Regions from separate parts of the Mus musculus genome. Here all the other regions are linked to region 2. Evidence: chromatin contacts called from ENCODE Hi-C or POLR2A ChIA-PET data. All regions are on one chromosome and are shown on one strand. The core of a region is the stretch at or near the end of the contact, and the rest is flanking DNA. Distances in the headings are between cores, read along the strand shown. Region 1 holds the start of Bfsp1 (beaded filament structural protein 1, in lens-CP94). Region 2 has its middle 7.2 kb from the start of Banf2os. Region 3 holds the start of Dstn (destrin).

Region 1 (3,237 bases), core at 322-2,821, 350 kb after region 2:
ACTCAGAAGGAAGGACAAGAGCTATGGTGCTGTCTCAGCCGATCAAAAGACCTGCAGCTAGAAGAACTGTTCAGCCGGGCTGGGGACCCAGAGAGTGGTGATAAATATGTGTTATTTCTCGACTCTTTGGGGTCGTTTGTTCTGTAGCAACAACTGACTAACATGTGATGTCAAAGGCCATGGGTGATTTATCGTACCTGTTACATGTGGGTTTTGCTCTCTGGGAAGTTGGAAATCAATTCATCACCAGCAGTGTGTGGGAAACCTTCAAAATACTCACATCATGCTCTCCTCCACTTGGCCATGAAAACCTAAATGTCTTAGGAGAGAGAGGGAAGGATGGAGGGAGGAGGGGAGGAAGAGAGAGGGGGGGGGAGGGAGAGAGAGAATATGACCATGTCACCACACATACAGATCATACATTGCTTTGTTCCAGACTGAATCCTTTATTATATAGGCTTCTTGGAGTGATAATAAACTAAACAAAGATCTCAGTGATTTTCCCTATTTTTAGTAACTTTAATTTGTAGCATAATTATGTGTAATCCATATGGTTGGTAATATATGGTGTTGCTAAGCCTTAATTTATAAGAGACCAGTCCTTTTGATAATGGTTTTTAAAACTGTGGGTGATACACATGTACTGCTAAGTATGTGGTTATAGAAATGTGAAATGTGTGCACGTATATGCTGTGGTCGGAGGAGAGCATTTAGTGTCTTCCTCACTGCCTTGACGAAGGGTCTCTTATTGAACTGAAGGTTTGCTGCTTCTCCATCACTGTACCTCCCTCTCCATTGCTGAGTTATAGGCATATTTAGCCATGTCCAGCGTTTCGTGGGTGCCGAGGATTTGAACACAGGTTCTCGTGATTGTACAGCATGCTTACCTACTGAGTTATCTCTCCAGACTTTGATAATGATCTTTAAATAAATATTTTAATATGATAAATATTTATATCCTGGAATAATCTCATCAAATAGTTCAATATTTTCAACATTAATTTTACTTTTGAATTTTTCAAAGCCTATCACATTGAGTGATTGTATATATTTCAAAGCTTGTTTTTTAACTCCAACTGCCATTTCCATAATAAAAGTTAAAATGAAACATAATGAGAATATTTATTTGAGAACTGGATAGTTTACTAAGTCCTTAGACTGTAAGGATTTCTGTTAAGTTTGAAGCATCTAACCTCACCTCCTTGGTGAGAGAGCAACGGTGTAGGTCAGTATCACCAGTCTTCCTAAGTCACTATACAAGTTGTCAAGTCCTCACAAATACACCCAAACAGTCATAAGAAATTACTAGGAGGACAGCTCAACACTTACATGCTAGGCCATTTTATCTGCATGCATAGTTAGGAAGCCCTCCCCGAGACAGCCTCAGCAACATGGTATTATTGTAACGCCTTTAAAAGCCTGAAATCAACAACAAACAAGTAAGTTCATAATGAAAGTTGGAAGGGACAGGAGAAAGTGCCAGGCCCTCTGCTGCAGGACTTTAGCAAGCTGGCCTTGGGTGGCTTACACAGAGCCAGTTAAAAGAGCATCATGCATCTCTTGTCCCCCTGATCCTCCGTGCAGTCACATAGCAACAGGCCTCCACAATGGCGGAACAAAGAGGTCCTTGCCCGATGCCCCTTCCACCCGGGAGCTGTATGGGCGGCTTAATCCCGCACACAAAGCACCCGCGGCTCTTCATTGTTGGGCGCCCGCCCCGAGGGCACATCTGCTGACCGGCTCTGGAACGTCCCAGCCCGGCCGGCCGGTTTATTTAGCAGGCGCAGCCCAGGCCGCGGCCTTCCGGGAGCCATGTACCGCCGCAGCTACGTCTTCCAGGCCCGCCAGGAGCGCTACGAGCGCGCCCAGCCCGCGGGCCCCGCCGCCCAGCCCGGGGGAACCGCGCCCGGCCTGGCAGCGCTGCAGGCGCTGGGCGAGCGCGTGGCAGTCCAGGTCCAGCGGGCCCGCGCGCTCCAGCAGCGCCACGCCGGCCTGCGGCGGCAGCTCGACGCCTTCCAGCGCCTGGGCGAGCAGCCCGGGCCCGAGGACGCGCTCGCCCGCCACGTCGAGGCCAATCTGCAGCGCGCCCGGGACCTGACAGCCGAGCACGCGCGGCTCGAGAGGCAGGAGGCCGAGGCGCAGCGCGCGCTCGACGAGTTCCGCAGCAAGTAAGAGGCACGGTTAGGGAGACTGAGGCACGTAGGCGATGTGGCGGGAGGCGTGGGGGTAACTGCAGACTGTCCGCGGAGAGAGGGGCGTCGGGATGCACGGGTCCTGCAGACGTCCAACTTTCAGTTCCATGGCACTTTCGGGATCCGGCTTCATTTACTTTTCCTATGTTTTGGGATGATAGATAGAATGGACCATACAGGTTTTAAATGCATAGTTCGAGTTTTTGGTGTTTAACTTGAGCCAACACCCAAATATGCGAGGTAGTTTGCACCACCCCAGAGCTGCAGTCTCCCAGTTCCCAGTGCACCCCGGTTCTATAATTTCAGGATATGCACTCTCACATGACTGATTTTGACTCCATACTTTTTTTTTTCAATTTAATCTTCATACAGGTACATATTGTACCATAACCGCATTCTCCCCTGGATCCTTACCTTCCCTTTTCTCATTTCTCCTCCCTCCCACTTATCTCCCTTTTCCCCAATTTCTTTTCTTGTATGTGTGTGTATGACTTTATGTGACTATATACAATCTAGGAACTACAAATTGGAGAAAACATATATTTGCTTTCTGAAACTGGCTCAGTTGGCTTTAATGTTAATCTCCAGTTGCATCCATTATCCTGGGAACAGCATAATTTTCTTTTTTATGGCTGAAAAATTCACGTATATATCAACTGTCTGTCTTGTCTGTTTTTTTTTTTTTTTTAGACGGAGTTTCTCTGGGGACTATGTTTGAATGAGTGAATATGTATATTTTAAAGCTTGTTTATCAAGTCCAACTGCTATTTCCATAATAAACGTTAAAATGAAGCATAATGTGAATTTATTGGCAAGCTGGATAGTTTATTAAGTCCATCATCAATCTTTCTGTTCCTGGTTTTGAGCCATAGGAACCCATTTGCAAGAAGGGACCTGAAACTCCATCTCTCATGGGGATATAAGCCTTGCAGAAGCCAGTGGGGAGCAGGGCTTGAACAGAGACTTGGCTGTGGCAAATCTCTGTGAGTTCAAGGCTAGCCAAGCCTACAGAGTGAGTTCCAGCACAGCCAAAGTTACATAAAAA
Region 2 (3,168 bases), core at 11-2,510:
GTAAGACTCTACCTCAAACCAAATAAAACCGCTTATTTTGAAGACACTCCCATGGTCTTTTCAAGGTTCATCAAGCAAGCAGGTTAGTCAGGGGACAGTTAGGAGTCAAGTTTTGTGTTATCCCCATTACCAGAAGGTTCAGAATCAAAGAGACTCACAGAAAAACACGGGACCAGAACACAAGTTGTCTCCACTGCTCGCCCAGCATTCCTAGACAGTCACGCTTTCTGCCACATCTGCTCCATGTCTTATTTCTATTTGTGTGTATTTTTATTTGTAGATGTAAAGACTTTTTTCTAAATCAAGTGACAGTAAATTACAGCTATGACGTCCTTGACCTCCAGCCCATAGCTTTGATGTGTAATTCATAAAGAGAAGATGTCTTACAACAGTGCTGTTGCCTAGGTCAGGAAACTGACATGACTTGACACAATTATCTAATTGTGATTAGATGTCACCAGCGGTCTTTTATAATGTCCTTTATGGCAAAACAAGATCCCATTTCTCCACTGTATTCTGTTGTCCTCTCTCTATTCTTCCAGGTCTTGCATGTCATTGATTGACATTGGTGACATGTGCAGACAATGATCTTGCATCAAGTCCCTTAGTTAGGGTCTGACTGACATTTCTTCATGAGTAGCCTCAGACTGTACACCTTCTGACGATCCTCAGAAAATAATGTCCCTTTCTCTTATCAGCAGGGACAGGAATCGGTTTCTCAGTCTGAAAGAATAAATTCTGATAGTAATATTCCAGGTAAGAAGAAAAAAAAAAAATCTAGACGCATCCAAGGAGCCTGGTTTAGCTCCCAGGAACCACTGCTATTAGCTCTTTCTTTTCACAAACAGGGGGAAGGGTTGAAGGCGGAGGACTTGAAGCAGAGGGGGAGCTACAGAGAGAATAATGGCTAACACTGGGGCCCAGAATGAGCAGAGGCCGGGAAAAGCGCTGAAGGCGACGGAGCGGGCTTTTAAATCGCTTACTTAAAAAACTCTCATTTGTTTCTCTGACACTTAAAAAAAAAAAAAAAAAAAAGGTGCCCACTGTGGAAAAAAAAAAAAACCCAAGGAACAAAGAAGAAAATAGCAAAGCCCTAGTCGATGCAGCCCTGATAATCTTGCAGGCACATGCCTTGCCAGCCGCCAGAAAAGCTCTTTCCAAACTGCTCTGGAAGTAGGAAACTAGCAGAGAAAGCCCCAGCTTCCCTGGGGGACGGTGAGGTCACACTAGCAGAAGCCAGCCCCGAGGACAGCTTTTTTTGTCTTCCTCCTTCACTCTGACGGGGCTGTGTCTGTAGGCCGGGAGGGACAAGCAGCCGGGCACCTTGGAGAATTCAGATCTGCTGCTGTCATATTTGTGGGGCTCTCAGACTGCCTCCATATGTGTGGAGCTAAGAGAGGAGTTCCCTGATTTTTAAAGATAAAAAGGAAGGAGAGTGGGATGCAAACCCTGCCTGTACTTCTTGCTTAGACAGGGGCAACATGCAGGCTAGAGCCAGGTCAGGAAGAACCTTCCCTGAGGACAGAGCTGGGGTCAGGGCGCGCGGGGTGGGCGTGGGAACAGGAGGGGCCCAGGAACAGGTTCTGTCAAATCACTGTCCTCAAGGGTCTGTGCAGCCCTAGGGACAGACCTGGGGACATCCTTGAGCCTGTGGGTTGATATAGGCAGCTGTAGCAAGTATAAGAGGGGGACCAGGTACCCATAGTGAGTCTGTCTGACTTTTGGGGTCCAGATTACCCTATGGTGGGGGGCTCCAGGGCACGGTGGGGAGGGGCTGAGAAACAGCTCTCGGGAACTGGGTCTGAAGGGCTGGGAAATGGTGGTACCTTCCAGCATGCTCACGGTAGATTTAACTGTGCACATACTGTGTGGTGTCTTTAAAACAGCCCAGGCGAACCTTCAACCAGAGGATTATCTCTGGGGGGGACAAAGGAGGAAAGAGAGGGCAAGGTAAGCGAGACAGCATGCAGCCTGTGACTCAGCCACTAGGAGGTGACCTCTGACCCTGCCTCTGTGTGCTCATGGCTTTGTATATCTCTGTGGTATGTGTGTGTGTGTGTGTGTGTGTGTGTGTGTGTGTGTATGTGTGTGTGTATGTGTGAGTGTGTATGTATGTGTGTATGTGTGTGTGTATGTGTGTGTGTGTGTATGTGTGTGTGTGTGTGTGTATGTGTGTGTGTGTATATGTGTGAGTGTGTATGTATGTGTGTGTGTATGTGTGTGTGTGCTCATTGGGTCTTTTAGAGTATGGGACAACAGGACAGTGAGGAATGGCCCATGATGGATTTGTATGCTCCTTAATAAGACTATTATTATTTTGGCTTTTTGGGACATGGTTTCACTGTGTAGCTCTGGCTGTCCTGGAGCTCACTGTGTTGAGCAGGCTGGCCTCGAACTCACAGAGATCCTTCCTTCTGCCTCTGTGTGCACTACCATGCCTGGCCAAGGCTATCTTATTTTATTTTTTTAAATTGTGGTAAAACATAGAACTTTAGAGTTGAGGATGTAGCTTAGTGGTAGAGCCCTTGGCTAGGACACACGAGGACCTGAATTCGATCCCAGTATCAGACAAACGAAAGCATGAAGCAATGACTTTATAGCCTTTACATTGCTGAGTGCACACGACACTGTTAATGAGGTACACCACGTGTCTAGGTTTCCAGAATGTGTCACCTTGTAAAACTGAAACTCTCCACACTGTGGAACAATTCCCCAGTTCCTCCTTGCCCAGGCCCTGGTGACCACATCCTATTTTCTGTCTCTCTATATTTGACTGTTCTAGGAACCTTGCATAAATGACATCCTGCAGTTTTATCCTTCTGTGACTGACATTTGGCATAATGTCCTGAAGTCCCATCCGTCTTATGGAGTATAACTGAATTTTCCTCTTTTTCCTTTTGTTTCCAGAGATGATTTTGCAATTTCGCCTAATCTGGTTTAGAACTCACTGTGGAGTCCAGCCTGGCTTTGAACTCATGGTCTTCCTGCCCCGGCTTCCTGAGTGCTGGGATTGCAGGTGTGGGCCGCTCTGCTTGGTTACATTTCATTCTATTTGTGGCTGAGAACTTCCCGGTGTCTATGTATTGATTGCCTTTACTGCTTCATCTGCTGGTGACTATTTAGTTTTCTTTTACCTCTTGGCCATTGTCACTGTTGCTGCAATAAACA
Region 3 (3,274 bases), core at 520-3,019, 300 kb after region 2:
TGACAACCTAAGTTCAATTCCCAGAACCCACAGTGAAAGGAAAACTGGCTCCTCAAAGCACCGTGGCACTCCCGTACCCAAGTCCTCAGACCATAATAAATATATCAGTACTTGGATGTAAGAATGAACCCACCTTTAGTTTTTATTTTTGTCTCCCCCAAGTACCAGGAAATCCAACAGACTCTATTTTCATTTTATTTGAATGTACACCGAACAAAAAATTAAGCTTTAAAGCCAAGCTTTTACGTTTAGAATGTTTGGCCCTGTTTTAAATACTTTTGCATTCTCAACTAAAAGAAGACTGGAGAGCAGACACCAGTTCACTTTATTACACTGAGTGCTCAAATTTAAAAGTTTATCAGCACTCAAAACCTTTGGATTTAGTCTTTACTATAAATCAACATATACATACACTTAAAATCTTGCTGAGGTTCAACAGACTTCAAGGTCTGAAATATTTGTAGCTCATAGCATTAAACCCAAACATGACTTAATATCAAGGCACAGCTAAGCATGGTCCGTTTTCAAGAAAACTATCCATTTAATCTAATGAGCCAGCCTGCACCTGCAAGCCAGTTGCTATATCCTAAGAAAAAACCAAAGTTGTTATTCAGTGAAAACACTCTGTAGACAGATAAGTGGGTACCAACTGTTTCCCGGCGCACAGATGTAGCAACAGGATAGTATTTCTAGCAGTGAGGCAAGGCCTTGCCAGCAAATCATTGACCAAAAATGGTAACATTGTGCAGACTACAGTGACAAAATGTTCCACCTGATCGCCCAGTTGAGATACTGTTTTACAACCGATTTGAGTAACACTTTGGAGGTAGAGAAGTTTGTAAATTAAGCAAAATCTCTACCATCTCAATACAACGAATGTTTCTCTTTTTAAAGGGCTGGAGTAATTATACGGGCTTTCTGAAAGTTTTTAAATTTGCATCTGAAAAGCAACAACATCATGTCCAGGACTTGCACCCAAAGTTGTGGTAAAGCCTTGTTCTCAGGTAAAGGCAAATTTCTAGCATGGATGAATGGACCCGGCAGGGAAGGGTTAAAAGAGCCACTGCCAAGCTTGACAAGCCCAACGAGAGTGCCACTGAAGCTGATTGCCAGATACGACAAACAAAGCCACGGCAAGGCCACCCGGTTCTTAATCACGCTCACTAGCAATTACTCCGCCCTCTAGAGTGTTCAATAAAATCCTTTTCCTTCTCAGTAAAAAGGGCTGGAAAAGCTCACGGGTCACCAAGCTGGCCTTGGAGAAAACCGCGCCCACACGGATGGTCTCAGGTTCGGCCGCCCATCCCGGGGATCTACCGACTTCGGGATCGAAGGCAGCGAGGCCGGGCCGAAGGGGATCCCGGGCGGCGGCCTGGAACGGTGGGCATGATGCCGCCCAGGAGCTGCCTTGGAACCGACCCCTCCCTTAGCACACGCCCGAGGATCACTCACCATGTTCGCTGGGGCGGACTTCGGGAGGAGAGCTAGGAGCCTGACGGCAAAGTCTGTGCACCTTCGTCCTCCGGGTAGCAAAAGCAGGAGAGCAGGCGCAGGGCGGACGCGGCAGCTCGAGCTTATTAAGGGCGGGCACGAGTTCCAGCCAGACTGCGGCTGCGCGCGCCCCTCGCTCCGCCCACCGTTGCTACGCAACAGGCCGGCCTCCCCAGACAGGCCCCACCCAGGAGTCCCAATAGTCTCCAGACAACTGGAAACCCCTCTCCAGTTAAGGGGAGTGCATGGGTTCCCCGCCCAGAGGAGCGCCCGGGCTGCTGCTCCGTGAAGGGTGGACACAGGACGCTCCGGGGAATCTGGCCCTGCCCTGGAGGCGGGACCACGCGATGCCCCGCCTACCGCGCGGCCTTTGCCCATACATGGAAGTCGCCACCTGGCCAGGTGTGCGCGCCGCTAGGGGCGGGGCCCCGGCGCGGAGTGGGCGGGGCGAATGCCGGTGGGCGGGTGCTCTGCTTGGCGACGAGAACTCTCAAAACGGCTCTCAGGGACCGCGACCCGCATTTTTTTACCTACTTTGGTGCTGTTCCCACCACCCAGTCCTGATTGGTCAGCGCGGCACTTCGGGCCGTCGCGTGAGAGGGAAAAATCTGCACAGTTTTCCTCCTTCCTGAGGCGACCGTGGCTGATCAAAGTGCTGTGTGAGTCAGCGCTTATTCCAGGACTGGAAAACAGGAGTGATTTGTTTATCTTCTGAGCGGGCTGGGAGGAGGCCCAGTGGCCCGCGGGGGGTGCGTGGGGGACGCCGCGTGGCCCGGGACTGTGGGCCGGGCCCCGCCGCTGCGCTTGGGGGTTTCTCATTGGGGAATTGTGTTTTCCTAAAGGGCGGTTGCACGGAAATACTGCTTCCACAGGGCCACCCGCAATCCTAGCCTTGTTTTCTCCGGGTGTTTTTGTAGCGAATAAAAGGAACTCGTAAGACGTGGGATGATCACCTCACTTTTGAACTGAATTTAGGCAACGAGAACATCAGGATCTCTATAAAAAAAGTCTTAATTATCTAAGAAGGCTTTTGGGCAACATGATCGTTGTTTTTCTTTGTTTCTGTTTTCTGGGCGCTATATAAAAAAAATCTACCCTAGGTAGCAAACCGCGGTTCCCATTAGTTTTAAGGGTTTTGTTTCTTTCTTAAGATTAAAGGCAAGTCGTGGCAATTCTAATCCCTTACTGCATTGCCACGGGGTGTTTGGCAGGCTACGGCAGTGGCGTCAGAATCACCTGGAGAGTTTGCTCAAAGATTTCTTAGTTCTGGCTCCGTGCACCTAGAATGTAACCTAAGAGTTTGCCCTTTTAACAAGTCTTTGGTATTAATAATTGGTAATCACACTGAAGAGAAAGAACCTACATCCAGCTGCAGCCCGAACCCTTCTGGCTTATTTTTGTTTTTTTTTGGGGTTGGTTTTTTGTTTTTTTCTGCTCAGGACTCTGACCCCACTAAATGAGACTTCATTTAAGGACGGTTCAACCTATCATTGGTGTTTCGTCCTCCACAATCCTGTCCAAATACAAGAATGCTGTTTACTGCATAAAATTTTCTGTGCCTTCTTCCAGATTTTTTTTTTTTTTTTTTTTTTTTTTTTTGTCCTGGAACTCACTTTGTAGACCAGGCTGGCCTCGAACTCAGAAATCCGCCTCCCAAGAGCTGGGATTAAAGGCGTGCGCCGCCACCACCCAGCTTCTTCCAGAATCTTAAGCAAGTCTCTCTGGCTCCTCTGCCTCTAGCCTCACTCCCTCTCCTTATGGATTTGCCCAGTAACTGTGTTCC

The links. Hi-C counts contacts between places; a loop is a spot of excess contacts on that map. ChIA-PET counts read pairs that join two places held with the same protein, here RNA polymerase II (POLR2A).
Region 1: a loop to region 2 is called in a map of gastrocnemius, with 8 times the contacts of the local background. The contact joins the promoter of Bfsp1 here to the enhancer-like site in region 2. A Hi-C loop is called at or near these places in 18 of 37 maps with a recorded cell type or tissue (CH12.LX, Patski, adrenal gland and 5 more).
Region 3: a map of heart shows a loop between it and region 2 (2.7-fold over the local background). The contact joins the promoter of Dstn here to the enhancer-like site in region 2. A Hi-C loop is called at or near these places in 3 of 37 maps with a recorded cell type or tissue (gastrocnemius and heart). POLR2A ChIA-PET finds 5 or more read pairs at or near these places in 2 of 5 experiments (Patski and embryonic stem cell).

The regions. Positions count from the first base shown.
Region 1 is chr2:143,861,507-143,864,743 of GRCm38, reverse strand. It overlaps Bfsp1 (beaded filament structural protein 1, in lens-CP94), which reads left to right and starts at 1,571. Exons shown (of 8, transcript NM_009751.2): 1 at 1,571-2,168. The coding sequence starts at 1,813. Gm33648 (a long non-coding RNA gene) reads right to left here and starts at 1,418. Exons shown (of 3, transcript XR_375039.4): 1 at 1,330-1,418; 2 at 198-319.
Region 2 is chr2:144,213,508-144,216,675 of GRCm38, reverse strand. No RefSeq gene overlaps it. Among named protein-coding and RNA genes, the nearest start is that of Banf2os, 7.2 kb to the right of the region's middle. Within about 2 kb of position 1,260, at least 1 of the 3 ENCODE cell types and tissues checked has a DNase peak (open chromatin) inside an H3K27ac peak, as active enhancers do; it is heart, where a contact is called at or near this core.
Region 3 is chr2:143,913,826-143,917,099 of GRCm38, reverse strand. It overlaps Dstn (destrin), which reads right to left and starts at 1,769. Exons shown (of 4, transcript NM_019771.2): 1 at 1,453-1,769. The coding sequence starts at 1,455. It also overlaps a transcript of Bfsp1 not described here.